Regions from separate parts of the Homo sapiens genome. Here region 2 is linked to region 1. A link is a loop called in an ENCODE intact Hi-C map of the cell type or tissue named here. Cell type or tissue: breast epithelium. All regions are shown on one strand. Each heading gives the region's core, and the rest is flanking DNA. Links, peaks and the distances in the headings are about the cores only.

The links. A loop is a pair of places that touch in the nucleus more often than their neighbours do. Peaks named below come from ENCODE experiments on the same cell type or tissue, not always from the same donor. Only the 100,000 strongest peaks of a DNase experiment are listed, where the experiment ranks them.
Region 2: a loop joins it to region 1, with 27 times the contacts of the local background. A loop is called at or near these places in 1 of 110 quality-filtered maps.

The regions. Positions count from the first base shown.
Region 1 is chr3:98,693,636-98,708,920 of GRCh38, reverse strand. No RefSeq gene overlaps it. Among named protein-coding and RNA genes, the nearest start is that of ST3GAL6-AS1, 31 kb to the left of the region's middle. In breast epithelium, for the core only: no CTCF peak of the experiment used is centred there; a DNase peak (open chromatin) is centred at 9,550.
Region 2 is chr3:98,629,533-98,644,817 of GRCh38, reverse strand. No RefSeq gene overlaps it. Among named protein-coding and RNA genes, the nearest start is that of CPOX, 44 kb to the right of the region's middle. In breast epithelium, for the core only: no CTCF peak of the experiment used is centred there; no DNase peak of the experiment used is centred there.

The DNA of each region.
Region 1 (15,285 bases), core at 7,157-11,156:
ATTCCAGTTTTCCTCAAAATCTAAAACATGTCACAAAATAATTTACTGCCTTTGTTTCTGCTCTGGCAACATCTTCCCTCTGCAGGCACGTATTTCCCGCTTTAAAGAGTTTAAAAGGCAATTGCATAATCTAACTCTGGCTACCCGCTGGGGACCCCTTCCACACTGTGGAAGCTTTGTACTGTCACTCTGCTCAATAAAGCCTACAGCTTTTTTTCTCTTGGTCCGTGTCTCCATCACTCTCCGCGGGCAGCCGCCACACTAATTCTTTGGCGTGGCTAAGGCAAGAACCTTTGGCATTACAATATGTGCTACCATATTTTGTTTGTTTCTTTGTTTAGTAATTTTTTCTTTTTTTACTTTTTATTTTTTATACGATTTTTTTTCTTTTTTTAGAGATGGGGTTCTGTTGCCCAGGCTGGTCTCGAATTCCTGGACTCAAGGGATTGCTCCCACCTCAGCCACCCAAAGTGCTGGGATTACAGGCATGAGCCACCATGCCTAGCCCCATGTGTTTTTTAATGATAAGAAAAATATAAGTTTTATTATTTAATCAGTGTTTAATGGCTGGTTCTGAAAATATGATATTACTTATATTTTGCAGGTTGATTCTGTTATACAAGTACAGAATAACTGCAGTACAAAACAGCAATCAAGTCTGAACAGGAAATCTCTGGACAAAGAGAAAAATACTATCATTGAAATAAGGGACAAGGGATTATGGCAATATTAAATAATGGCACTGATTAGTGAAATGATTCTAGGGGGAAGTGTCAAAAGATTTTCTAAAGAACATGTACTGAGCAGATGATCGCTGACTGCATAATTGCCCTTTCTGGGTAGGTGTGTAAGACACACACACGCACACACACGTTTGGGAGAATTGTGACCATCGGGTTCCATAGTAACAAGATAAGTTATAATAGCCACCTTTCATTGAGCACCTACAATATGTCACAAACTGTGATAGGGACTTTATGTATTTCAATACACTATCTGTTATCTATTTTCCTTTTTTTTTGGAGACGGAGTTTCACTCTTGTTGCCCAGGCTGGAGTGTGATCTCGGCTGGTGCTATCTCGGCTCATGGCAACTTCTACTTCCCGGGTTCAAGTGATACTCCTGTCTCAGCCTCCCGAGTAGCTGGGATTACAGGCATGCACTACCACGCCTGGCTAATTTTGTATTTTTAGTAGAGACGGGGTTTCTCCTTGTTGGTCAGGCTGGTCTCAAACTCCCGACCTCAGGTGATCTGCCAGCCTCGGCCTCCTGAAGTCCTGGGATTACAGGCGTGATCCATCTCACCCGGCCTTGTTACCTATTTTCTATTGGTAACTGAGGTAAAACCTATTGGAGGCTTAGCAGTAGGTTCATGTGTTCATACATTTTGGGGAATGTAAGAGAGTATCAGGGCAATTGATTATTGCCTTTGTGGGTTGAAAGCAGCAACACAGGAATAGATTGCTGATATGAAGAGTGAGATGACCTGTAGAGTAAGCAATCTAACCATTAACATCAACTCAACTTGGGCAATAAAATTTGATATTTTACTTATGGGACAAATATTTATTGAGTGTCCAGTTTGTGTCAGGTACTAAATACGTAAGCTTTACTAATCCCACTTCTAGAAGAATGATTTCTTTTTCTTTTTGAAATAACACTTCAGCAGAGCACCACATTGTTTCAGACTTAAGTTTCCTTTTCCATTTTGTCGACACCAACAGTGTTCTTATAATATTAACTCACCAACATTTAGTCTATAATATGATTGCCAGGGATGTGGCAATATGTCCTTGGGAGCTTCAAGCCATATATATCTGGTCCATCTTTTGGAAAGTTCATGACATAGATGGGCAAGGATACAATTTATACTCAGGAGATGCAGCCACCCTAACAGAGTTACAAATGAATGTTAAATGACATAAACTATGCGTAGTGCAAGCACGGAAGCATCTCTTTGGTCTGAGGGATATTTGCAGGGACCTTGAATAGGCAGAGAGAGGGGGACATGTGGTCTAAGCCTCTGAGTTGGGAGAGGACAATGATGGGCATGGGGGAGAATGTATATGCTGTTTGACTTGAGAGGATGACATGTAGGCATTATGGTAGTCTTTTTCTTGACATCTGATACACAATCACTTCTTTCTTTTCTCCATGAAATCTAGCCACAAAGATGAGTTGCTCAAATGTCAAGGTCTACCCCTCTTTAAAGCCTCCATGATTTGCACTCTCTGCAGCCTTGGCCAGGATTGTCCTTATCTTGCCCTGTCGCTGATGGGTTATTTACTACTCATCTTTCAAGGGCCGGGTAGAATTTTACCTATTCTGAGACACCTTCAAGCAGAATGAGTCTTTCCTTTGCTGTGCTCCCATGACACAATGCTCATCTTCAATAAATAATTATATTTTTTGTACCTTCAGTGTATCATGTTCATCTTTGCATCCCCAGTTTCCTCAAGAATCCTGGCATGAAAGAATATGCTTGTTGAGTGAATAAATTGGCTGATTCTAATGTTCATAAGGCAAAGTTCACCTGTCCTAATTGCTGATTCAATTCCAATTTGACAGTGTCTTACAGATTCTGGGTAAATTGGGATACTTCCCTTTGTCCTAACATTGGAAAACCTTGGAGAAAAGTATTGTTATTTTCTACATCAAGTACTTTATCTGAGACATGGGCAGCTAAATAAAAAATTGACACCTATTTCCTGCTTTTTGCTGATGTTCTTTTAGCATTCTATTTATATGCTAACACTACCATTTTAGACCCTTGAAAATCATTTTTTTAGCATCACTCTATATATGGTATGATTTAAGGACAGATAGGGAGGCTGTGTCCTCAATCCTCATTCTATACATTTTTTCTGATGTCTATTAGTCCATTATTAATGATACATTCTTTAGGTCAGGATTTCTCAACCTTGGCACTATTGACACTTTGGGCTAGATCTTTGTTATGAAGGGCTGTCCCGTGCATTGTAGGATGTTTAGCAGCATTCTTGCCCTGTAGCAATTGACCCACTAGATGCCAGTAGTGCCTTCCTTCTGGTTGTCACAACCAAAAATATCTCCAGACATTGCTAAATATCCCCTGGAGGATGGAATCATCTCCAGCCAAGAACTTCTTTTTTAGAGAAAAGAGTTTCTCCCTTATAGACACACATGCACTTAAATTTCATTCTTCTTTGAGCCCTTTCTCTTTCCTTTCACTTCTTCCTCTTCCTCCACCTCCTTCTTTTCCATTAAATTTCCCCCGAGACTGTCTCTTTTTCTGAGTACTATATTTGTCTTCTCTTGCAAGCAGGAGAAAGAGAAATTCAGATTCTAGAATTAGAATCCCAAGAACCACTTGTGGGTATGTAAAATATAAGTGTTTGCATTTCAACTAAAGATAATATTTCTATGGACATCACTGGAAGTCAAATGCCATAATAGTTTCTTCATCCTCTAAGCCTTTCTTATGAAAACCAAGAGCTTACTATTCTCCCAGAAAATGTAACACATGGAGCCATTATTAGTCACTAACAACTTAGCGTAAACAACCATCCCAGTTTGACAAAGACTGAAGGAGTTCCCTGGATGTAAAAATTTCAGTGCTAACATTGGGGAAGTCCTAGGAAAACTGATACAAGTTGGCCACCCTAAACTTAGTGTGTAACCCTTTTAGCCTCTGACCTATATGGTCCAGTCCATGCATACAGTCTCATCCATAGAAGCTCAGACCAAATATCTATTTAGTAAGAAAAATGGAATTATGTTCTAATTTTTGTGCTTTTGAAAATGTATTAAAGTTGATTCTTTACCAACCCCCTGGCAACAACCCGTTTACCTTTTTCCTTCTTCCCCAATTATCTTACCTCCACTTTATTCTAGCACCTTTCATTTGCCCTCAATTTCCAAAATCCTCTTATCTGCTTATTTTGAAGGTTAGCTTAACTTCATTCCTTTCTCCTCCACCTCCCAGGTTTCACCTTCACTGCTAACATTCAACATGAATGTATGAAACTGATTTGACAGGGACAGGAGAAAACACTTCTTGGGTCAATGGACGGACTTTTTTTTTTTTTTTTTTTTGAGACAAAGTCTTATTCTTGTCCCCCAGGCTGGAGTGCAATGGCACGATCTCGGCTCACTGCGACATCCACCTCCCGGCTTCAAGCAATTCTCCTGCCTCAGCCTCCCGAGTAGCTGGGATTACAGGCACCTGCCACCATGCCTGGCTAATTTTTGTATTTTAAGTACAGATGGGGTTTCACCATGTTGGCCAGGCTGGTCTCGAACTCCTGACCTCAGGTGATCCGCCCACCTCAGCCTCCCAAAGTCCTGGGATTACAGGCATGAGCCACTGTGCCCAGCCAATGGATGGACATTTTGAGGAGAAAAACCAAGTCATCGGATCATCATTCTCTTCTGTGAGAGAAGGAAAATTCCAGAATTGTAGAATATTACATATGTGATGAGCTCCTTCCCAATAAGAATAGCTGGAAGTGAGGCCAGGCGTAGTTGCTCACACCTGTAATCCCAGCACTTTGGGAGGCCGAGGCAGGCAGATCACCTGAGGTCGGTAGTTCAAGACCAGTCTGGCCAACATGGTGAAACACCGTCTCTACTAAAAAAAAAAAAAAAAAAAAAAAGAAAATTAGCCGGGCGTAGTGGTGCTTGCCTGTAATCCCAGCTACTCGGGAAGCCGAGGTAGGAGAATCACTTGAACCCAGGAGGCGGAGGTTGCGGTGATCCGAGATCGCGCCATTGCACTCCAGCCTGGGTGACAAAAGCGAAACTCTGTCTCAAAAAAAAAAAAAAAAAAAAAAAAAAAAAAAAAGCTGGAAGTGGAAGCAGGGAAATAGGGAAATTAGAACATCATAACAGTTGAGATTTGATGAGATGCAAAGATGGGAAGTAAGATATCCACAGATAAGGTACTGCTTGGAGTAGCTGTGGAGGATACAAGGCTGGCAGTACTCAGTTCCTGAGTCTTTAGCAAGGGGCAGAGGTAAAGAGTAAGAGCACTAAGGCCGGGCGTGGTGGCTCATGCCTGTAATCCCAGCACTTTGAGAGATGGAGGCGGGCAGATCACGAGGTGAAGAGTTTGAGACCAGCCTGGCCAACATGGTGAAACCCCGTCTCTACTAAAAATCCAAAAATTAGCCACGCATGGCGGTGCACGCCTATGATCCCAGCTACTCAGGAGGCTGAGGCAGGAGAATCGCTTGAACCCGGGAGGCAGCAGAGGTTGCAGTGAGCCGAGATCGCGCCACTGCACTCCAGCCTGGGTGACAGAGCGAGACTCCATCTCAACAACAACAACAAAAAAAAGTAGAAAGAGTAAGAACACTAAAAAGGGAAGAAAATTTGCTGTCTCACAGCCCTGGGTGAAGCCAAAATTATGGTCCTCTGGTAACACCCTTATCTTCAGCTCCTTTCCTCACTCAACATTGAGACATTTCAAACATAGCTACCATTTGGCCAACTAAATTGCCTTTTCTTCAGTGATTTGAAGTCAGTACACCTCCCACCACAAAATCTTTAGCCAAAGTTTTCTGAAACACTCAAACTTTGAAAAAAAAATATTAAACTGTAAAGTCACTACTGTGATATCAAAGGTCCATGGACTTAAAAGAAGATCTAACGAGGCCGGGCGCGGTGGCTCATGCCTTTAATTTCAGCACTTTGGGAGGCCGAGGCAGGTGGATCACCTGAGGTCAGGAGTTCAAGACCAGCCTGGCCAACGTGATGAAATCCCGTCTCTACTAAAAATACAAAAAATTAGCCGGGCCTGGTGGTGGACGCCTGTAATCTCAGCTACTCAGGAGGCTGAAGCAGGAGAATTGCTTGAACCCAGGAGGTGGTGGTTGTAGTGAGGCAAGATGGTGCCATTGCACTCCAGCCTGGACAACAAGAGTGAAACTCTGTCTAAAAAAAAAAAAAATGATGTAACGCTTCTCATGTGTAGAAGCAGTAGCACTTTTAGCACTTTTAGAAAAAGTCTCAGAAGGAGTCCTGGATTTTTTTTTTTTTTTTTTGAGATGGAGTGTCACACTTGTTGCCCAGGCTGGAGTACAATGGTGCAGTCTTGGCTCACTGCAACCTCCGCCTCCCAGGTTCAAAGGATTCTCCTGCCTCAGCCCCCTAAGTAGCTGGGATTATAGGAAACTGCCACCACGCCCGGCTAATTTTTGTATTTTTAGTAGAGACGGGGTTTCACTATGTTGGCCAGGCTGGTCACAAACTCCTGACCTCAGGTGACCCACCCACCTCGACCTCCCAAATTGCTGGGGTTACAGGTGTGAGCCACTGTGCCTGGCCTGGATTTTTTTACTCTGTGAACTTCAGTGGTCTGTTCCCCAAATAACCCTCATAATTCATATTTTGAATGTCATAAAATTGAAATTATTTCCTTAACTTACAAAAACCATTTCTTCCATTTGGGGAGCATGATCAAAGCATCTCGAAGATAGGAAGGAACTCATTGCTGGGAGGGGCATCTATTTCTGTTTATAAGATCCTGAATTCCACAGAATGAAGATATTCTCATGCTTCAGGCATAGTGACTCAGCTCTTCCTTTTCCAGTAAATTTAATTGTTAATGAATCTTGCCCTGCCTTTCTCAGAGGCAGATGACACTTTTAATTTCATCAAATCAAATTCAATTAGTAAGAGTGCTTTGAACTCCTGAGTAGGTTGGATATGTTTTTGTGTGCTCCATCTTAACTTTTTTTCTTTTTTTTCTTTTTTTTCGAGACGGCGTCTTGCTCTGTTGCCTAGGCTGGAGTGCAATGGCGCGATCTTGGCTCACTGCAACCTCCGCCTCCCAGGTTCAAGTGATTCTCCTGCCTCAGCCTCCCGAGTAGCTGGAATTACAGTCACGCACCACCATGCACAGCTAATTTTTGTATTTTTAGTAGAGACAGGGTTTCACCATGTTGGCCAGGCGGTCCGAACTCTTGACCTTGTGATCCACCCACCTCGGCCTCCCAAAGTGCCAGGATTACAGGTGTGAGCCACCACACCTGGCCCCATCTTAACATGTATTATAAAAATTATTCTATTTTCTTCATAACCATAATTTCCCCCAACATTTCTGTATTGAAGATATATTATCCCTTTGGGCTCTGTATTACTTTTGTATTGCTGTTGTAACAAATTATCACCAATTTAGTGGCTAGTAACAATGCAAATTTATAATCTTATGGCTCTAAAAGTTGGAAGTCTGGGCTGAAATCAGTGTCAGCAAGTCTGCGTTGCTTCTGGAGGCTGTACTGGGGAATCTGTTTCCTTGCCTTCCCCAGTTTCTAAAGGCCACATGCATTCCTTGGCTCATAGTCTTTTCTTCCATCTTCAAAGTCAGCAGGATAGCATCTTCAAATCTCTCTGACTCTTGACCTTCTTCCTCCCTTTTCCACACTTAAAGAGTCCTTCTGCTTACACTGAGTCCACTGGGTAATCCAGGATAATCTGTTTATCTTAAAGTCAGCTGATTAGCAACCTTAATTTTATCTGCAAACTTAATTCTCCCTCTCCATGTAACCACATATTTGTAGGTTCTGGGAAGTAAGATATGGACATTTTTGGAGACAATTATTCATCTACCAGCTTTATACAGGAAGTGGTCCAACTAGACTTCCGATGTTGATGGAAGCTTTATGTCACCACAACTGGGCTTTACGTCACCAGAATTGAGCATTCATGAAAGCAGAAACTCAGAGTCACTGGGGGTGGGTGGGAAATGGAGGGGTCTGAATGTGTCCTCAGGCAAATGCTGGCTTTGTTTTTTGGTTACTTCTTAGATTTCCCACTTTTACTTTGATTTTTTTGGCTTTTATGGCTACCTCAGTTTCCTTGCCATGCCAGAGCAACATTAAATATGTGTTATACTTCCTTTTTTAAGGCTTAAGTTATTTTTATTGATTGAAACATTTAAGAGAGCAATGTTCCATTGTGCCACAGATTTTACAATTGTTCTTAGAAAATACAAGTTCAGTCTTATCTAATATAATTTACCTCTATTCCCTGCAGTTGTAACATCAAAACTGAAATTCTTACCCGAGTAGCTACTCCTTCCTCAGTCTGCTTCAGACTTGCAAATTTATAGTGGAAGAAAAGGGCACTTTGGCTTCATTTCTTTTCTTTCCCTTCTGCTTCCTCTTGTATTTGCAGCTGTTACTTTGGACTCATCCATTATCAAGTATAATGGGAAGAGAGAGAGAGAAAGCTATTTTCTCTAGATTATTGTCTACATAGAAAATTTTGGCAGAGGCATTGTGTCTCATGCCTGTAATCCCAGCACTGCAGGAGGCTGAGGCGGGAAGACCTATTGGGTCCAGGAGTTTGAGACCAGCCTGGGCAACATAGTGAGGCCCTGTCTCTACAAAAAGTAAAAAAAAAAAAAAAAAAAAAGGAAAGAAGGCCAGGTGTGGTGGCTCACGCCTGTAATCCTAGCACTTTGAGAGGCCGAAGCAGGCAGATCACGAGGTCAGGAGATCGAGACCATCTTGGCTAACACAGTGAAACTCCATCTCTACTAAAAATACAAAAAATTAGCCGGGCGTGGTGACACACACCTGTAGTCCCAGCTACTTCGGAGGCTGAGGCAGGAGAATCGCTTGAACCTGGGAGGCAGAGGTTGCAGTGAGCCAAGATCACACCACTGCACTCCAGCCTGGGTGACAGAGTGAGACTCTGTCTCAAAAAAAAAAAAAAAGAAGGAAAGAAAAAATCCAGGCATGATGGTGCTATTCTTATTAAACTCTCAGCTACTCAAGAGGCTGAGGCAGGAGGATAGCTTGAGCCTGGGAGGTCGAGGCTGCAGTGAGCTGGGATTCTACCACCACTGCACTCCAGCTTGTGTTGCGACAGAGGGATATCGTGTCTCAAAAAAAAAAAAGAAAGGAAGGGAGGGAGGAAAGGAGGGAGGGAGGGGAAAAATTTTTCAGACACCCACAGACAAATTATTACAATTAAGTCATTTGCACTTTGATACACCTGCCACAATCATTTGGAAAAGTAGAATTTTTAAAATCTAATTTAGATTAGCAACAAAATAATATATTTATAAATAAATCTAAAAGATGTATGAAATGTTATTTATGGATAGAAAGAGTCAACATTAAAAATATGCCAGTTCCTCTAAATGTATCTATAGATTTAACACAATTCCAGTGAAAATTTCAACAGGGTATTTTTTGGTTCCACTGTACTTGATAAGCTCATTCAAAATGTATAGAGCTGAAAAAAAAGCCAAGAATAGCCCCAGGACTCTTCTGAAGGAAAAGGTGTGTATGGTGGGGAGAGATTTGCCTCAGCAGATATCAAGCTATATTGAATTTTAGTATCCAACTGGTGTAGACACAGACAAGTAGACAAACCACCCTCTAGCCAACTCATTTGCCTGGAATAACAGTTATGTTTATTTTATAATTTTTAAGTCAACTATTTTGGCTGGGATCAATTGGATGCTTTTCTCAACTGGCTCATTTAGTTCAGAGTGCCTCTGAGCAGGTAAAACTTGCTCTGACAGCTCTGCTCCTGAAGGTTGATCAGCTGTTGGCTGGGTGACAGCGGTGGTTGGGACACACATCTCTTGTCATCCAGCAGGTATTCCCTGTGGGTTTGCAAGGGGCAAACTGTTATGTTTAGAGCCAAAGTGATCTAGGCCTGAAACTATTCCTTCTGCAGATGAGATCCTTGCACCACAGTCTCATCTAATAATGGTTTGGGATCTCATAATCTAAATCAGATCAGATGAGTCTCTTCCGATATTGCTCTTCTAGTTTTAGAAGCCAATGAACTAAAAAGACAAATTATCTGCCCCAACACACGTGATATATAATGATGAAGCAGGGACAGGATTATTTCAATAAACATATTGAAATATCTGTTTAAGTCTTCTTGTATAATTTTTACAACCATTTCTTTGTCCACATGGTCAAATTCAGATTCAAGGAATAGAACAGAATTTACCTCTTCATGGGAGTAGTTGCAAAGTCACATTGTGAATGGATAAGCATACAGGGATAGATAGAATTTGTGGCCACTTTTGCAATTTATCAATAACATCGATTTTTTTTTTTTCTGAGGGGGACAGAGTCTTACTCTGTTGCCCAGGATGGAGTGCAGTGGTGCTGTCTCAGCTCACTGCAACCGCCGCCTCCCGGGTTCAAGAGATTCTCCTGCCCCAGCCTCCCAAGTAGCTGGGATTACAGGCACCCGACACCACGCCCTGCTAATTTTTTTGTATTTTTAGTAGAGACGGGGTTTCACCGTGTTAGCCAGGATGGTCTTGAACTCCTGACCTCGTGATCCGCCCGCCTTGGCCTCCCAAAGTGCTGGGATTACAGGCGTGAGCCACCACGCCCATCCAATAACATGAAATATTTTAAAGTAGTAGTTTAAACATTTATTTTGTGGCGGGGCGCAGTGGCTCACATGTGTAATCTTAGCACTTTAGGAGGCTGAGGCAGGTGGATCATGAGGTCAGGAGTTCGAGACCAGCCTGGTCAACATGGTGAGACCCTGTCTCTACTAGAAATACAAAAATTAGCCAGGCTTGGTGGCAGGTGCCTGTAATTCCAGCTACTCAGGAGGCTGAGGAGGAGAATTGCTTGAACCCGGGAGGAGGAGTTTGCAGTGAGCTGAGACCACGCCACTGCACTCCAGCCTAGGCAACAGAGTGAGACTCTATCTCACGAAAAAATTATTTTGTATATTAGCCACCTATATAACGATAATGTATATAAATAGATATTTCAAATAATATTCTTGGTAATTTTAGTGTTTCTGGCAACAGCTTGTGGCAGGAATAAAAGTGTTAGCCCTGCAGTTTTCTAATTGTTCCCTCGTACATGCATTATTAACACCTTCAATTCTTTGCTGGAATAGATTTTTTAGTCACCTACCCATTTTGTGAGGACTAGTTAGGTTAAAATCAGAGCCAGAATATGTAAATTCACTTAACAAGGCACCTGTGTTCTGCAATATATAGCAAACCAATGAGCAATGGTGCTGTTGCGTTGTCATTGTGTATCTTCTACTTGTCCCTTAGGCCCTTTTCACATTGTACATGACAGGTGATTGGCTGACAATCATAAGGGAAGTGTCAATATATGTTTTTAAAATATTTTAAACTAAAACTACATATAAAGAGAATGCATATATCCTAATACAGCATATTCTACTTGCACCCTAATGGATTGTCTGGTGTACTCTCTAGAGATTGTTTGCACCGGTATTTCGATAATTTCCTCATCATCAAGGCTACCCACAACATTTTGGAAAACTTGCATCACTTTAACTAAGTCATTTGTACATAACTTTTAAGCGGGGTAGTGGGAGGTCTGGTCATTCTCTTTTTGGAAAGCAAAGAAGCCTGTATTATCCAGTCTGCCCTATTTTCAGTTCTGGCTGAGAAAGAATGTAGACCTTCTTCTAAGTCTCAGTAGATAGATGAACTGACAGACAAATAGATAAATTAGATAATTCATAGGCAGAAATGTATCATTTTATTTGATTAACCTGATTTTTGTTTTGTTTGCCCTCAAGCTTTAGGAGAAAGAAATGAATCACAAGAAAAGCTAATAGTCAGAAGTTATTCATGAATCTAAATTCCTGGTTATGTCTGGTGGTCAGTACAGAATTTGACCCAATGCTTTCTATGTGTTTAGCCCTTCAACAGTGATTTCAAATGTTCCTATTCGTAATTCCTAAGGTACTACAAAAATATCACCTTTCCTTTATGAAAAGTTTATATAGAGAGGGGTTATATATGAGATACGTGTGTGTGTACATATATATATATTTATCATATATATGATAGTTAATTTTATGTGTTAACTTGGCTGGGTCATGCTGCTCAGATATGTGATCAAACATTATTCTGGATATTTCTGGATAGGGGAGTATGGATGAAAATAGCATTTAAATTAGTGGACTTTGAGTGCAGCAGCTTGCTCTCCATAATGTGAGTAGACATCATCCAATTACTTCAATAGAACAAAACAATAGTTTCCCCAGAGAAGGGAGAATTTTCCAGAAGATGGCCTTCAGTAGTGAACTGCACCATTAACTCTCCCCTGGTCTCCAGTCTGCTGGCCCAACCTGCAGATTTTGGATTTGCCAACCTCCATATTCATGTGAGCCAATTCCTCTATCTATCTATCTATCTATCTATCTATCTATCTATCTATCTATCATCTATCTATCTATCTATCTATCTACATATATATACATGCACATACACATCATGTTGCTTCTGTTTATATATAATTTGTATATAAACATACATATGAAATTTATAAGAAAAGGAAGTAGATGAGTTTAAAGAGAGGTTTACAGCAATGCATTGTCATAGAAAGGAATTTCTGGCCTAATAGAATTTGCCATTCTTTAATTATACTAAATAAAGATTCTCCTGTGCTTGCTCAGAATTCACCAGTGCTTACGAAATTCTGGTTTGGGGACACTCATTTAGGTTTTGAGTCCAACTGCTCGTTAGAATCCTGGTTCTGCCATTTTCTGGCACTGTGACCTTGGGTAAATGACTTCATTTCTCTCACCCCATTTTTCTCATCTACAAAATGAGGCCGTTTATACCTACCCTATGCCTAGGACAGTTGTGAGGACTGAATCAGCTAATTATGAGATGTTTTCAATAGTATCTGGCATGAAAAACATGAAAGTTCTTTAACTCTCTTCTTTAATTTTGAGTGAGCTTATTTGGTTTCTGTCCAGAGGATACTTGTTGTCTTTTTGCCACACTTAGTACTTTGATTCTTGAAAGGAAAAGTATCATAACCCCTTAGGTTGTGGCAAAAGAATTATCCAGAGATATATGGAAAAAATGGTTTTTATAGAGACAATAAATAACATCCTGAATTTGTATTAGGTGGCCAAAGAGGAAGATGACTCATGAATCATATGAAAATTCTTTCAGAAATGCAAATATTTCTCATCTACTGTTTTAAAGGTCTGGTATGTTCTCTTTTTCACCTCATAGAATTTAAATCTCCTGAGGGTCAAAGGGTTTCAAAGAGGAATTTGCATTAAAAAAAATTATTCCTGATATTTGATAGAATTTCTGCTTCTTTGGTAAGTGGGAGTAGAAGGGAGCTGGGAAATTCTTATTTCATACATTTCTGATGGAATCTTATTGACTGAGTAAGCAGGGGGAAATTTTTATGTAAAATACTTTTATAATCATCATGATAGGCACAAGTTAGGAGCAAAGTGTTATAGATTTATAAGAGGATTGGAAGGAGAGATTAATTCTATGTGGATTTTTTTTTTTTCATTCTGTCACCCAGGCTGGAGTGCAGTGGCGAGATCTTGGCTCACTGCAACCTCTGCCTCAGGGTTCAAGTGATTCTCCTGCCTCGTCCTCCTGAGTAACCGGGATTACAGAATTACAGGCCTGCGCCACCACACCTGGCTAATTTTTGTATTTTTAGTAGAGATGGGTTTCACCATGCTGTCCAGGCTGGTCTTGAACTCCTGACCTCAGGTGATCCACCCACCTTGGCCTCCCAAAGTGCTGGGATTACAGGCATGAGCCACAGTGCCCGGCCTCTAACATGGATTTTTAGAGTATTTTTTTTGAGAGAGTTTGGGGATTCATTCAGTCCTCACAACTGTCCTAGGCATAGGGTAGGTATAAATGGCCTCATTTTGTAGATGAGAAAAATGGGGTGAGAGAGATGAAGTCATTTACCCAAGGTCACAGTGCCAGAAAATGGCAGAACCAGGATTCTAACGAGCAGTTGGACTCAAAACCTAAATGAGTGTCCCCAAACCAGTATTTCATAAGCACTGGTGAATTCTGAGCAAGCACAGGAGAATCCTTATTTAGTATAATTAAAGAATGGCATATTCTATTAGGCCAGAAATTCCTTTCCATGACAATGCATTGCTGTAAACCTCTCTTTAAACTCATCTACTTCCTTTTCTTATAAATTTCATATGTATGTTTATATACAAATTATATATAAACAGAAGCAACATGATGTGTATGTGCATGTATATGTATGTAGATAGATAGATGATAGATAGATGATAGATAGATAGATAGATAGAGAGATAGATAAATAGATAGATAGAGGAATTGGCTCACATGAATATGGAGGTTGGAAAATCCAAAATCTGCAGGTTGGGCCAGCAGGCTGGAGATCAGGGGAGAGTTAATGGTGCAGTTCACTACTGAAGGCCTTCTCCTGGAAAATTCTCCCTTCTCTAGGGAAACTATTGTTCTGTTCTATTGAAGTAACTGGATGAGGTCTACTCACATTATGGAGAGCAAGCTGCTGCACTCAAAGTCCACTAATTTAAATGCTATTTTCATCCATACCCCCCTACCCAGAAATATCCAGAATAATGTTTGATCACATATCTGAGCAGTGTGACCTAGCCAAGTTAACACATAAAATTAACTATCATATATATATGATAAATATATATATATGTACACACACACATATCTCATAGAGTAGGTTTGTGTATCACTTTTTGTGTACACCATTTGTGTACACCCTTTTTTGTGTACACCATTTGTGTATCACTTATCTGTGACCTGGAAGCTGTCTCCCCGCTTCCAGTCTTCCTGCCTTTGCTTCAAGTTGTCCCGCCTTTCCAGACGGAACCAATGTACTTCTTACATATATTGATTAATGTTTCCTGTCTCCCTAAATGTATAAAAGCAAGCTGTGCCCTGACCATCTTGGGCACCTGTCATTAGGACTTCCTGAGGATGTGTTATAGGCTTGTCCTCAATCTTGGCAAAATCAACTTTCTAAATAAACTGAGACCTGTCTCAGATTTTCTGGGTTCACAACTTGTTAAAAAACAAACAAACAAACAAACAAAAAATGCTATATTCTTTTGGCTGATGGGTTAAAGAGAGGGGAAAGGGAATGGATATTTCTACTCAGTCACTCCTTGCCTTTCACTTGATGGACATCCTTTCTCTTAAATCTTAAGAACCTTCTGAGGTAGACATCATAACCTTCATTTTGGTGATGAAGCAACTGAGTGATATTGAAAGAAGTTGACCAGCTTGTCCAATGTCACTCTGCTAAGACACGTGGGAGCCAGTATGAAAACCAGATCTGTAGGTCTTCAAAGTCTGTTCTTTTAAAATAAACTGTGTAAATTTATATGCTCCAAGTGTGGGGTTTAAGACAGGAGAAAGATGATAAGTAAATGAAGATGGGGTAAATAAATCTTATATATTATTAACAAGGTGCCAAGAGTGAGCACATTAGCAACCTAGAATGAAGAAAAGGTAAAACACCACTTTCT
Region 2 (15,285 bases), core at 7,474-11,473, 64 kb after region 1:
TATCAAGATCTGGTGCTCTCTCAGAAGTGCCACCTCCTGGTTGGAGGCCAACCAACTCATGACATTACAGCAACTCATGACAGAATAACCCCGCTCCAAATAAGGATTAAACAACAGCTAATTCCACAGTCTACAACATCCTGCATAACCAGTGGCCCTGAGTCTGTCCACGTGACAATTTCACTGTTAGCATAACCAGCATTGGAGAAAGCCAGCACACTAAACCCATCTACAACCAAGGACTCTGAGTCTACTTCTCTCCCCTGTCACCTCCACCAGAGCAGATGCTGGTATCCGTGGCTGGGAGACTGATATGGTTTGGCTCTGTGTCCCCACCCAAATCTCATGTCAAATTGTAATCCTTACATATCAGGGGAGGGGCCTGGTGAGAGATGATTAGATCATGAAAGTGGATTTTCCACTTGCTGTTCTCATGATAGTGAGTACGTTCTCATGAGATCTGATGGTTTAAACGTGTGTGGCACTTCCCCTTTGCTCTCTTTTTCTCTCCTGCTCTACCATAGTAAGATGTGCTTGCTTCCCCTTCACCTTCTGCCATGATTGTAAGTTTCCTGAGGCCTCCCAGCCATGCTTCTGTACAGCCTGCAGGACTGTGAGTCAACTAAATCTCTTTTCTTTCATTTTTTTCAGACACAGTCTTGCTCTGTCACCCAGGCTGTAGTGCAGTAGCACAACCTTGGCTCACTGCAACCTCCACCTCCCAGGTTCAAGTAATTCTCGTGCCTCAGCCTACCAAGTAGCTGGGATTATGGGTGTGTGCCACCATGCCCTGCTAATTTTTGTATTTTTAGTAGAGATGGGGTTTCACCATGTTGGCCAGGCTGGTCTTCAACTCCTGACCTAAAGTGATCTGCCTGCCTCAGCATCCCAAAGTGCTGGGATTGCAGGCTTGAGCCCCCACACCTGCCCTAAACCTCTTTTCTTCATAAATTACCCAGTCTCAGGTAGTTCTTTATAGCAGTGTAAAAATGGACTGATACTGAGACCTGAAGACAGCTCACATCACAAGACTCTTTACAGACATTCCCCAGCACCAGCCCAGAGCCTGGAAGTCCTGCTGGGTGGCTAGACCCAGAAGAGCAATAACAATCATTGCAGTCTGCCTTGCAGTAAGCCCCATCCCTGAGGGAATGGGGAGTGCAACACATCAAGGGACCACCCCATGGGACCAAAGAATCTGAACGGCAACCCTTCAGTTCCAGATTTTTCCACCGAAATAGTTTACCCAAATGAGAAGGAATCAGGAAAATAATTCTGGTAATATTATAAAATAAGGTTCTATAACACCCCCAAAAGACCACACTAGCTCCCCATCAATGGATCCAAACCAACAAGAAATCTTTGAATTGCCAGATAAAGAATTCAGAAGGTTGATTATTAAGCTATTCAAGGACATACCAGAGAAAGGTGAAAACCAACTTAAAGAAATTTTTTTAAAAAATACAGAATATGGATGAAAAATGCTACTGAGAAATATATATCATAAAAATAATCACAACTTCTGGAAATGAGTTTCAGCAATAGAATCAAACAAATACAGAAAAAACATCAGAGCTCAAAGACAGGGCTTTCAAATTAACTAAATCTTGAGGGAAGAGAGAGACCCTCTCATATTGTTTTATATTGTTTTATACTCAGTACCTGTTTTAAGAAAAAATAACGAGGAAGTAAAACCAAAGACAGGCAGCCCAGCGCCAGGCCCGAAACCAGGCCTGGGCCTGCCTGGCCTAAACCCAGTAGTTAAAAGTCAACTCATAACTTAGAAACCGATGTTATTCATAGATTCCAGACATTGTATAGAAGAACATTGTGAAACTCCCTGCCCTGTTCTGTTTCTCTCTGACCACCGGTGCATGCAGCCCCTGTCACGTACCACCTCCTTGCTCAAATCAATCACGACCCTTTCATGTGAAATCTTTAGTGTTGTGAGCCCTTAAAAGGGACAGAAATTGTGCATTCAGGGAGCTCGGATTTTAAGGCAGTAGCTTGTCGAAGCTCCCAGCTGAATAAAGCCCTTCCTTCTACAACTCGGTGTCTGAGAGGTTTTGTCTGGGGCTCGTCCTGCTACAATCTGACAAAGACAAAGAAAATAGAATTTGCAAAAAATGAACAAAGCTTCCAAGGCAATCTGGGATTATGTTAAATGGCCAAACCTAAGAATAATTGGTGTTCCTGAGGAAGAAGAAATCAAAAACTTTGGAAAACTTATTTGAGGGAATAATTTAGAAAATTTCCTGGTCTTGCTAGAGATCTAGACATCCAAATACAAGAAGCTCAAAGAACACTCAGGACAAAAAGATCATCATTCAGGCACATAGTCATCAGGTTATCTGTAGTCAAGACAAATAATTTTAAGAGCTATGAGGCAAAAACATCAGGTAACCTATAAAGGAAAACCTATTAGATTAACATCAGAATTCTCAGCAGAAACCCTGCAAGACAGAAGGGATTAGGGTCCTATCTTTAGCATCCTCAAACAAAATAACTGTCAGCAAGAATTTTGTATCCAGCAAAACTAAGCTTCATAAATAATGGGGAGAAAAAGTCTTTTTCAGACAAACAAATGCTGAGAGAATTCACCACCACCAAGCCAGCACTACAAGAAATGCTAAAAGGAGCTGGGCATGGTGGCTCATGCCTGTAATCCCAGCACTCTGGGATGCCAAGGCAGGTGGATCATTTGAGGCCAGAAGTTTGAGACCAACCTGGCCAAAATGGTGAAACCCTGTCTCTACTAAAGATACATAAATTAGCTGGGTGTGGTGGCAGGCATCTGTAATTCCAGCTACTCGAGAGGCTGAGGCAAGAGAATTGTTTGAGCCCAGGAGGCAAAGGTTGCAGTGAGCTGAGATCATGCCCCTGCACTCTAGCCTGGGCAACAGACTGTGACTGTCTCCAAAAAAACAAACAAACAAAGAATGCTAAAAGGAGTTCTAAATCTTGAAACAAAACTTCAAAATACACCAAAATAGAATCTCCTTAAAACGTAAATCTCACAGGGCCTATAAAACAATGACACAAAGAAAAAACTGAAGGTATTCAGGCAACAACTATGGCAATGAACAAAACAGTATCTCACATCTCAGTGCTAACGTTACATGTAAATTGCCTAAGTGCTCCACTTAAAAGATACAGAATGGCAGAATGGATAAAAATCCAACAGTATCTGCTGTCTTCGAAAGACTCACCTAATGCATAAGGACTCATATAAACTTAAGGTAAAGGGATGGAAAAAGATATTCCACACAAATGGAAACCAAATGTGAGCAGGAGTAGCTATTTTTATATCAGACAAAACTGATTGTAAAGCAATAACAGTTAAAAAAGACAAACAGTAACATTATATAATGATGAAAGGATCAGTCCCACAGGAAAATATCACAATTCTAAATATATATGCACTGAACACTGGAGCTCCCAAATTTATAAAACAATTATTACTAGGCATAAGAAATGACATAGATGGCAACACAATAATTGTGGGGGACTTCTCAGTACTTCACTGATGGCACTAGACAGATCACCAAGACAGAAAGTCAACAAAGAAACAATGGACTTAAACTATACCCTAGAACAAACGGACTTAACAGACACTTACAGAACATTCAACTGCACAACTGCACAATATACATCCTTTTCATCAACACATAGAACAATCTTTAAGACACACCATATGATAGGCCACAAAACAAGTCTCAATAAATTTAAGAAAATTAAAATTATATCAAGTACTCTTTCATACCACAGTAGAATAAAATTGGAAATTAAGTCCAAAAGGAACTCTTAAAACTATACAAATACATGGAAATTAAATAGTCTGTTCCTGAATGACCTTTGGGTCAACAACGAAGTCAAGATGGAAATTTAAAACATTTTTGAAATGAATGATAATAGTGACACAACTTATTAAACTCTCTGGGACATGGAAAGAGCTCTGCAAGAGAAAGTTCATAGCATTAAATGCCTATATCAGAAAGCCTGAAAGAACACAAATAGACAACTTAAGGTCACACCTCAAGGTCTAGAGAAAAAAGAACAAACTCAAACCCAGCAGAAGAAAAGAAAGAAGAAAGATCAGAACAGAAATAAATGAAATTAAATAAAAAAGAGAAAAATGAAACAAAAATGTGATTCTTTGAAAAGAAAAACAAAATTGATAGGCCATTACTGCGATTAACCAAGAAAAGAAGAGAGAAGATCCAAATAAACTCAATTAGAAACAAAATGGTAAAATTACAATCGATACCACAGAAATACAAAAGGTAATTCAAGGCTACCATGAATACCTTTATGCACAAAAACTAGAAAGTCTAGAGGAGATGGATAAATTCCTAAAAATATACAACCCTTCTAGATTAAATTGGAAGAAACAGAAACTCTGAATATACCAATAACAAGTAAAGTGATTGAAACAGTAATTTAAAAATTGCCAACAAAAAAAGTCCAGGAACAGATAGAGTCACAGCTGAATTCTATCAGGCATTCAAAGAAGAATTGGTACAAGTCCTACTGAAGCTATTCCAAAAGATAGGGAAAGGAGGAACCCTTCCTAAATCATTCTGTGAAGCCGGTATCACCCTAATACCAAAACCAGAAAAGGACATAACAAAAAAGGAAAACTACAGACCAATATCCCTGATAAACATAGATGCAAAAATCCTCAACAAAATACTAGCTAACCAAATCCAACAGAATATCAAAAAGATAATACATCATGATCAAGTGGATTTCATACCAGGGATGCAGGGATAATTTCATATATGCAAGTCAATAAATGTGATACCTCACATAAACAGAATTAAAAACAAAAATAATATGATCATCTCAATAGATTAAAAAAAAGCATTTGACAAAATCTAGCATGCTTTATGATTAAAACCCTCAGCAAATTTGGCCTAGAAGGGACATACCTCAAGGTAATAAAAGCCATTTATTACAAACCCACAGCCAACATTATACTGAATGGGAAAAGTTGAAAGCATTCTCCTGAGAACTGGAACAAGACAAGGATGCCCACTTTCACCACTTCTACTCAACATAGTACTGGAAGTCCTAGCCAGAGCAATCAGACAAGAGAAAGAAAGAAAAGGCATCCAAATCAATAAAGAGGAAGTCAAACTGTCACTCTTTGCCAATGATAAATCATATACCTAGAAAACCCTAAAGACTCATCCAAAAAGCTCCTACATCTGACAGGAATTAAGTAGTTTCAGGATACAAAATCAATGTAGACAAATAAATGGCACTGCTATACACCAACAATGACTGAGCTAAGAATCAGATCAAGAACTCAACCCCTTTCATGACAGCTGCAAAAAGAAAAAAAAAAAAAAAAACTTGGGCATACACCTAACCAAAGAGGTAAAAGATCTCTACAAGGAAAACTACAAAACACTGCTGAAAGAAATTATCTATGACACAAACAAATGGAAACACATCCCATGCTCATGGATGGGTAGAATCAATGTTGTAAAAATGACCATACTGCCAAAAGCAATCTACAAATTCAATGCAATTCCATCAAAATATAATTCTCCACAAAACTAGAAAAAACAATCCTAAAATTCATGTGAAACCAAAAAAGATCCCCCCATAGCCAAAGTAAGACAAAGCAAAAAGAACAAATTCGGAGGCATCACATTACCTGATTTCAAACTATAGTACAAGGCTATAGTTACCAAAACAGCATGGTAGTGGTATAAAAATAGGCACATAAACCAATGGGACAGAATAGAGAACCCAGAAGTAAAGCCAAATATTTATAGCAACTGATCTTCAACAAAGCAAAGAAAACATAAAGTGGGGAAAGGACACCCCATTCGACAAATGGTGCTGGGGCAATTGACAAGCCATATGTAGAAGAATGAGGCTGGATCCTCATCTCTCACTTTATACAAAAATCAACTCAAGATGGATCAAAGACTTAAATATAAGACCTGAAACCATAAAAATTCTAGAAGATAACATTGAAAAAACCCTTCTAGACATTAGCTTAGGGAAAGAGTTCATGACCAGGAACCGAAAAGCAAATGTAACAAAAACAAGGATAAATAGATGTGGCCTATTAATAATTAAGCTAAATTATAGAAAAGATAAAGATAAATAGACAGGACCTATTAATAATTAAACTAAAAACTTCTTCACCGAAAAAAGAAATAATCAGTAGAGTAAACAGACAACCAACAGAGTGGGAGAAAATACTTGCAAACTATGCATCTGACAAAGGACTAATATCCAGAATCTACAAGGAACTGAAAGAAATTAGCAAGAAAAAAACAAATAATACCATTAAAAAGTGGGCAAAGGACACAAATCGACAGTTCTCAAAAGAAGATATACAAATGGCCAACAAACATATGAAAAAATGCTCAACAACACTAATTATCGGGGAAATGCAAATCAAAACTACAATGCAATGTCACCTTACTCTTGCAGAATGACCATAGTTTAAAAATAAAAAAAAAATAGTTGTTACTGTGGATGTGGTAAAAAAAAAAAGAACATTTTTACACTACTGGATTTAATGTAAACCAGTACAACTACTTTGAAAAACAATATGGAAATGTCTTAAAGAACTGAAAGTAGAACTACCATTTGATCTAGCAATCCCACTACTGAGTATCTACCCAGAGGAAAAGTGTGTGTGTGTGTGTGTGTGTATGTGTGTGTGTGTGTGTGTTTATGTATGTGTGTGTGTGTATGTATATGTGTGTGTATATACACATATATATATATAAAATAAAATATGACTCAGCCATTCTCAGCAACTTGGTTGGAGTTGGAGACCATTAATTTAAGTGAAGTAACTCAGGAATGAAAAATCAAACATTGTATGTTCTCACTTATAAGCAGGAGATAAGCTGTGAAGATGCAAAGGCATAAGAATGATATAATGGACTTTGGGGATTCAGGGGGAAGGGTGGGAGTGGGGTGAGGGATAAAAGACTACACATTGGGTGCAGCGTACACTACTCGGGTAATGAGTACACCAAAATCTCAGAAATTATCACTAAAGAACTTATTCATGCAACGAACTACCATCTGTTCTCCCCAAACTATTGAAATAATAATAATAATAATAACCTTATAAATTATGCTAGGTTACCTTTTCTTGAGTCAATTTGACAACTTGTATATTGTTTATTATTGTTATTATGTTATTTTATTCAAGTTTTAATATTTTAATGGCATAATTATTTATAATTTCATCTTAACATTGAAAAAATCTGCTATATTCGTAATGTCCCTTTTTTCTTCTGGGATTACAGGCAACCGCCACCACACCTGGCTAATTTTTTGTATTTTTAGCAGAGACAGGGTTTCACCATGTTGGCCAGGCTGGTCTCGAACTCCTGACCTCGTAATCCACCCGCCTCGGCCTCACAAAGTGCTGGGATTATAGGTGTGAGCCACTGCACCCAGCCCATGTTGTTCAGTTTCTATCCATTTGTACAGTTTCCAAAGTTCCACTTGTTATTGATTTCTAGTTTATTTCCACTGTGGTCTGAGAAGATGCTTATTACGACTTCATTTTATTGATATGATATCTAACAAATTTTTAAAAATTTGTTGAGACTTGTTTTTATAGATGTAACTTATGTCCTGTCCTAATGTTGCATGGGCTGATGAGAAGAATGTGTATTCTGCAGCTATTGGATAAAACGTTGTGTAGATGCTTGTTAGTTCCATTTGGTCTAAGTGCAGTTTAAAACTAATGTTCCTTTGTTGCTTTTCTGTCTAGACGATCTGTCTAAGGCTGAGAGTAGGGGGTTAAATTTCCCAACTAGTATTGTATTGGAATCTATCTCTCCCTTGCAATCTAACTTTCTATGTATATCTGGGTGCTCCAGTGTTGGGTGCATACATGTTTAGAATTGTTATATCCTCTTGCCGAATTGATACCTTTATCATTATATAATGACCTTCTTTGCATCTCTTTGCTGTTTTTGACTTAAAGTGTGCTGTATTTAATATAAGTATGTTTACTCCTGCTTGCTTTTGGTTTCCGCTTGTAGGGAATGTCTTTTTCCATCTCTTTATTTTCTATCTATCTGTGCCTTTACACGTGAAGTGAATTTCTTGTAGGCAGCATATAGTTGGGTAATTGAAAAAAATAATTCACTCAGCCAGTCTATATCTTTTAAGTGGAACATTTAATTTATTTGCATCTAAGATTATTGATATGTGAGGACTTATTCCTGTCATTTTGCTAATTGTTTACTGGTTTTGTATATCAGTTGTTCCTTTCTTTCTCTTATTGACTATCCTTGCAGTTTGATGATTTTCTGAAGTGGTAACATTTGAGTCCTTTCCCTCATTTGTGTGTTTGCTCTATCAGTGAGTTTCTTATAGGGTGGTATAATAGTGATGAATTCTGTTTTTGCCTCCTGAGAAAGATTTCTCCTTCATTTATGAAGAATACCTTTGCTGGATACAGTGTTTTTGGCTATTTCTTTCAATGCTTTGAATATATAACCCAACTTTCTCTTGGCCTTTAAAGTTTCTGCTGAGAGAGGAGTCCAGCTCAAATTTGTCTCCTTGTTCTGGCTTTCAGGCAGTAATTTTATTAGAAAAGTCTTAGGAGGTAGATTCTGGGATTAGTAGGTGACTGATGGAAGAAAAGGCAAGGTGTAGAAAGTTCTAAGGCATGCACAGTTATCTCCTCATGCTACCTCATGGATTGCATGTGCAAATTCAGGTGTAGTTAGTATGAAACACATAGTGGATCGCTTCTTGGCCTTTTGGCTAAGATCAAGTGAAACACACAGTGGAAATTCAGAAGGTGAGGTCAGCAAGCTCATTCTATGCAAACTCCAGTTAACCATATTGGTTCCAACCAATTTCAGCCAGTTTTTGAAATCTCACAAGTGGATGGAGTTTCAGTGTTTCAGCAAGTTATTTCTTATCTGCCCTCCTGCAAACTCAAGTATTTGTTAGTTATTTGTTTCTTACTCTTTGAGGTACAGCTTCAGTTTCAATTATTCAGCAAGTTGTTTTATATCTGCTATCCCATAAGCCCAAGAATTTAATCATTAAAAAAAAAAAACTGTTGGAACAGTTTCAAGTTCTGACCAGTTTATGCAACTTAATCATGTCAAGATATAGAACATTACCATCACCGCAGAGAGGTCACTCATACCCCTTCTTAGCCAATCCTTGCCTCCCCAAGATAGCCATTGTTCTGACATTTTCCTTTACAGAAGTATTTTATATGTTCTAGAATTTCATGTAAATGGAACTCTAAAGTATGTACTTGTTAGTATAAAATTCTTTCAGTATGTTTTTTATATTCTTCCATGTTGTATCTGTAGTTGACTCCTTTTTATTACTGAGTAGTATCCTATTGATATGGTTTGGCTATGTGCCCACCCAAATCTCAGCTTGAATTGTAGCACCCATGGTCCCTACGTGTCATGGGAGGGACCTGGTGGGAGGTAATTGAATCATGGGGGGGGCGGGTTTTTCTTGTACTTTTCTTGTGATAGTCAATCAGTTTCATGAGATTTGATGGTTTTATAACCTAACACATGCTCTCTTGACTACCGCCATGTAAGACATGCCTTTGTTCCTCCTTTGCCTTCCACCATGATTGTGAGGCTTCTCTAGACTTGTGGAAATGTGAGTCCTTTAAACCTCTTTTTCTTTATAAATTACCCACTCTTTTTTTTTTTTTTTTGAGACAGAGTCTTGCTCTGTCACTCAGGCTGGAATGCAGTGGCATGATCTCGGCTCACTGCAACCTCCACCTCCTGGGTTCAAGCGATTCTTGTGCCTTAGCCTCCCAAGTAGTTGGGATTACAAGTGTCCACCACCACACCTGGCTAATTTTTGAATTTTTCGTAGAGATGAGGTTTCACCATGTTGGCTAGGCTGGTCTCAAACTCTTGGCCTCAGGTGATCTGGCCACCTCGGCCTCCCAAAATGCTGGGATTACAGGCATGAGCCACCATGCCCATCCCTTTGGGTATTTTTTCGTAGCTCTATGAATATGGACTAATACACTTATTATACAAATATACTACAATTTGTTTATCCATTCTCCTATTGATAGGCTATTTCCATTTTTTAGTTATTATAAAGCTACTGAACACTCTATGCAAATCATTTTGTGAACACATACTTCCATTTTTCTTGTATGATATATAGGAGATGGCTCCTGGTTCATGAAGTATTAATAGGTATATGCTTAGTTTTACAAGAAAGTGTCATAACTTTTTCCAAAGTCGTTATATAATTTTACATTTTCACCAACAATGTGTGAAAGCTTCAGGTGCTTTACCAAGTTGCCAACATATGGTGTTGGCAGTCATTTTAAATGTAGTCATTCTGATGAATATGTAGAGGTATCTCATTGTGGTTTGGGTTTGCATTTTCCCATAGCTAATGATGTTAAGTTTTCTGTGTGTCTCCACGTTTTTTCCTCATGATTGAGGTTTATTAATTCTTTAGCATTAATTTGTCTAGGTCCTCAAAATTCTGTTGGGATTATGACCAAAATTGCTTTAGTTCTATTGATTTTGGACATATCATCTTCATAATACTTAATCTGTCTTTGTTCTATTATATAAAGCTTTCATCTCCTCTAGGAAACGTTTTACTTATATAGGTTCCCAACTGGATTTGTTAGGCTTATTCATATGTATTCTTATTTGTGGATATTATACGAGTTTTTAAAAACTGTTTTCTCCTTTTATTGTTGTTACATATGGAAGGTTTGTTTGTAGCTGTTTATCCTATATCCAGCAACTTTATTAAACTTTCCTGTAAGTTGTAATAGTTTCTCAGTTCTAGTTGTGTTAAATAAATCAGTCTTTTTGCAAACAAATATATCTATAATGCAAATTTTCTATTGCATTATCTAGAATAGTGATTCTCAAGAGTAGTTCCCAAAAGTGGATTTTACGTTTCAAGAGACATTTGGCAACATCTGGAGACTTTTTTTGGTTGTCACACTGGGGGAGGAACTATCTGGTAGGTAAAGGCCAGGGATACTAGTAAACATCTTACAATACACCTGACATCCCCCCACAGCAAAGAGTCATCTGGCTCAAATTGTCAGTAGTGCTGAGGTTGAGAAACTCTGCTTGAGAACTTCCAGAAAACATTCAATAGTATTAGAATAAAGCAATGTTGTTTTACTCCTGATTTTAATGTGAATGTCTAATATTCATTAATAAGTATAAAATTAGATATAAATTAGTGTGGTCATAATAAGTATACAAGTGAGACATTTATTCAAGAGTACTTTGTAAACTAGTAATTATTCAATGGTGACAGAAGCTCACCATGGCACTAATTCTCAGGAAAGTTGCAGAAAGGTGTGAAGAGGGAGGTGAAAATGTTAATTACATGGCTGACTTTCACCTGGAGACATGCCTTTGCTACTAGAATTACTAAGGCATAAGAATTATACAAGATTGGTTAATATCAGCCAGGCTACTTTGGGCCTGCAGGTAGAGGAAACCCATGATATTGATAGTGAATGTCTTCTGTAGGTTGCAAGCTTCTATAAGCTTTCTTAATTGTTGTATATCTAAATAGTCCTATTCTTCCCTTACTTGTTATGATTCACCCAACTTACCAGCATGTAAAGAAGTTTTCCATTTGCTTTTTGCTGCTAGTATTAAGAAAGCTCCTATTAATTTGTCAGTTTTACATTCTTTGTAAGTAATATCTTTTATGGAGAGCTTTCTCGTTGTTGATGCTCTAAAATTATACTACAGTGAGTTTAATATTTTGTCAGTTTCTCTTTCTTGCTGAAGCTTCAATTAGATGTTTTTGTTAGAACTCCATTTTATAACATTTTAAATACCATTTTTAAATTCTTTTGGCTGACAATTTCTGAGATTACTTCTAGGTCACTTGTTTGTTTAGCTGTGTTTATTTGAATATTCAGTCCATTTGTTAACTTGATTTTTTCCAAGATATCTAATAGGTCCATTCTTAGAACCACTTGTTTCTGTTTCAAACAAGATACTCATTTCTGTCTAAAGATATTCAATCTTTTAAGATTCTGCCTCTGTAATCCCAGCACTTTGGATGGCCAAGGAGGGTAGATCACCTGAGGTCAGGATTTTGAGACCAGACTGGCTAACATGGTGAAACCCTGTCTCTATTAAAAATACAAAATTAGCTGGGTGTGGTGGTGCTCACTTCTAATCCCAGCTACTCGGGAGGTTGAGGCAGGAGAATCGCTTGAACCTGGGACGCAGAGGTTGCAGTGAGCCGGGATCGCGCCATTGTACTCCAGTGTGGGTGACAGAGTGAAACTTTGTCTCCCCCAAAAAAAGATTCTGCCTCAATTCTAGTGATGTGTTTTCTTATTGGAAATGCTTCTGTTATGTATTGGCTTTCCTCAAGTTTAAGTAGAAGCACTATTTATTACTAACAGAATACAAAATTTGAGCATGTGCTGTTCTAGACACTTCATATTCATTAATGTACTTATCCTTTTGTTAACTTTATAAAGTACTATTAACCCCATGTGATGGTTAATACTGAGTGCCAACTTGATTGGACTGAAAGACACAAAGTATTGATCCTGGGTGTGTCTGTGAGGGTGCTGCCAAAGGAAATTAACATTTGAGTCAGTGGGCTGGGAAAGACAGACCTACCCTTAATCTGCGTGGGCACAATGTAATCAGCTGCCAGCTCAGCTAGAATATAAGCAGGCAGAAAAATGTGAAAAGAGAGACTGGCCTAGCCTCCCAGCCTATATCTTTCTCCCATGCTGGATGTTTCCTGCCCCCAAACATCAGACTCCAAGTTCTTCAGTTTTGGAATTCGTACAAAGAGCAAGAAGAGCTCCCCAGCCTGCAGACGGCCTATCATGGGACCTTGTGATTATGTGGGTTAATACTTAATAAACTCCCCTTTATACACATATCTATTCCATTAGTTCTGTCCCTTTAGAGAACCCTGACTAATACAGATTTCGGTACCGAGACTGGGATAGTTCTAGAGGATCAGAATATTAAGGATGAAGTTCTTTCATTGGCTTTGGGTTTCTAGAGTTGGCTTATTAGACCCCAGAATGCTAAGGACTCTACTTCTAACAGTATGGAGAACACTGATAGTCCTCGGCATGAACTGTTTAGAGAGTTATACAAAATAAATGCATTTAACACTCCTGATTTGTTGCTCATGCGAGGCAAGGAGTTCAGTGACTCTATACATAATACCTTTGACTATATGTGGAGAACCAAGGAACATAATGAAGCTGGTTGGTTCCTCCTAAGTTCAGTGGACAAAGTGATTAAAGAAAATGAACTCAGGCATTCTATATCCCTGCTTCAGAAGCCGATACTGAGCCTCAAATCTGCTAAGATTGCCTGAGTGAGAGTCTTATCTCCTGTAGAGAAAGAGTTGAAATTCTGGACAGACAGACACAAGCTCTTATCATGTGAGTGGCTGACCTGCAATAAAAGGTACGTGCACAGCCTTACCAGGTGTCTACTGTTAAAGTGAGGGTATTTATTGGAAAAGAATGGGACCCTGCAGTATGGAATGGGGATGTGTGGGAGGACCCTGATAAAGCTGGGGATACTGAACTTGTAAGCTCTAATGAAACTTTTTTGCCAGAAGAAACAGCTTCCCCATTCCCAGTAGTGGCAACATTGCCTCCCCCACCCATGCTGCCATCAGCCTTTCCACTTTTCTCTGAGGAGATAAACCCTGTGCTGCCTGAGGCAACAGTGGCAGCCTCCCCTGAGGCAGTTGCCAGGCAAGACAGTGTTGATTCTCCTCAGGAGCTACCCCCAACACCCCTGTTTGCTTCTAGACCTATAACTAAAGTCCTGGCCGCCCGTAGAGGTGAAGTTGAGAGTGTGACCCATGAGGAGGTATGCTACACTCAAAAGAACTGCTTGAATTTTCCAATTTATATAAACAAATCTGGAGAACAGGCATGGGAATGGATATTTAGGTATAGGATAATGCTGGAAGGAACATAGAGTTGGATCAGGCTAAATTTATTAATTTGGGCCCACTAAGCAGGGACTCTGCACTTAATGTTGCAGCTCAGGGAGTTAAAAGAGGTTCTAAAGGCTTATTTGCTTTGTTAGCTGAAGTATGGATTAAAAGATGGCCCACTGTGAGTAAGCTGGAAGTGCCTGATCCCCCTTGGGTTAATGTAGAGGAAGGAATGGAAAGGCTTAGGGAGATTAGGATGGTGGAGTGGATTAGTCGCTTTAGACCTACTCATCGCTGCTGGGAGGGTCCAGAAGATATACCCTTGACCAATGCCTTGCAAAATAGGTTTGCGAGAGCAGCACCTGCATCTTTGAAGATCCCTGTAATTGCTCTTTTCTTTATGTCAGATCTAACAGTGGGAACCACAGTCCCTCAACTACAAAATTTAAATACAATGAGAATAATTGGATCCCAAGGTGGCAGGGGGCAGGTGGCAGCACTAAACTGTCAAAGGCAAGGTAGGTGTAGCTACTGTAATGCACAGCAGAGGCAAAGCGGCAATCAGAATAGTCTGATTGTACAGAACTCAGGCATTGGCTAATTAATCACGGTGTTCCTAGAAGTGAAATTGATAGGAAGCTTACTGCATTCCTACTTCATTTATGCAAGCAAAAACCTTCTAGGTTGAATGGACAAAAGACTAATTTGAATTATGAAAACAGAATCACAACCCCTCAATCAATTTCCAGACTTGAGCCAGTTTATGGACCTGGAACCCCTTAAATGAAGGGGAGGCCGGGTGCCCTTGAGGAAGGACCCCACTATATTACTGACAATTTATGGAGTGAATCTTTCTCCCTTCCCTCCCAAGGAGACTTACAGCCTTTTACCAGGGTAACTGTGCATTGGGAAAAGGGAAATGATCAGACATTTTGGAGACTACTGGACACTGGCTCTGAGCTGACATTGATTCCAGGGTACCCAAAATGTCACTGTGGTCTGCCAGTAAAAGTCAGGTAATTAACGGAGTTTTAGCTCAGGTCCAACTTACAGTGGGTCCAGTGGGTCCCCAGACTCATCCTGTGGTCATTTCCCCAGTGCCAGAATGCATAATTGGCATAGACATACTTAGCAGCTGGCAGAACTCCCACATTGGCTCCTTGAATGGTAGGATGAGAGCTATTGTGGTGGGAAAGGCCAAATGGAAGCCATTAGAACTCCTTCTGCCTAGAAAAATAGTAAATCAAAAATAATATCGCATCCCTGGAGGGACTGCGGAGATCAGTGCCACCATCAAGGACTTGAAAGACGCAGGGTGGTGATTCCCATCACATCTCCATTCAACTCTCCCAT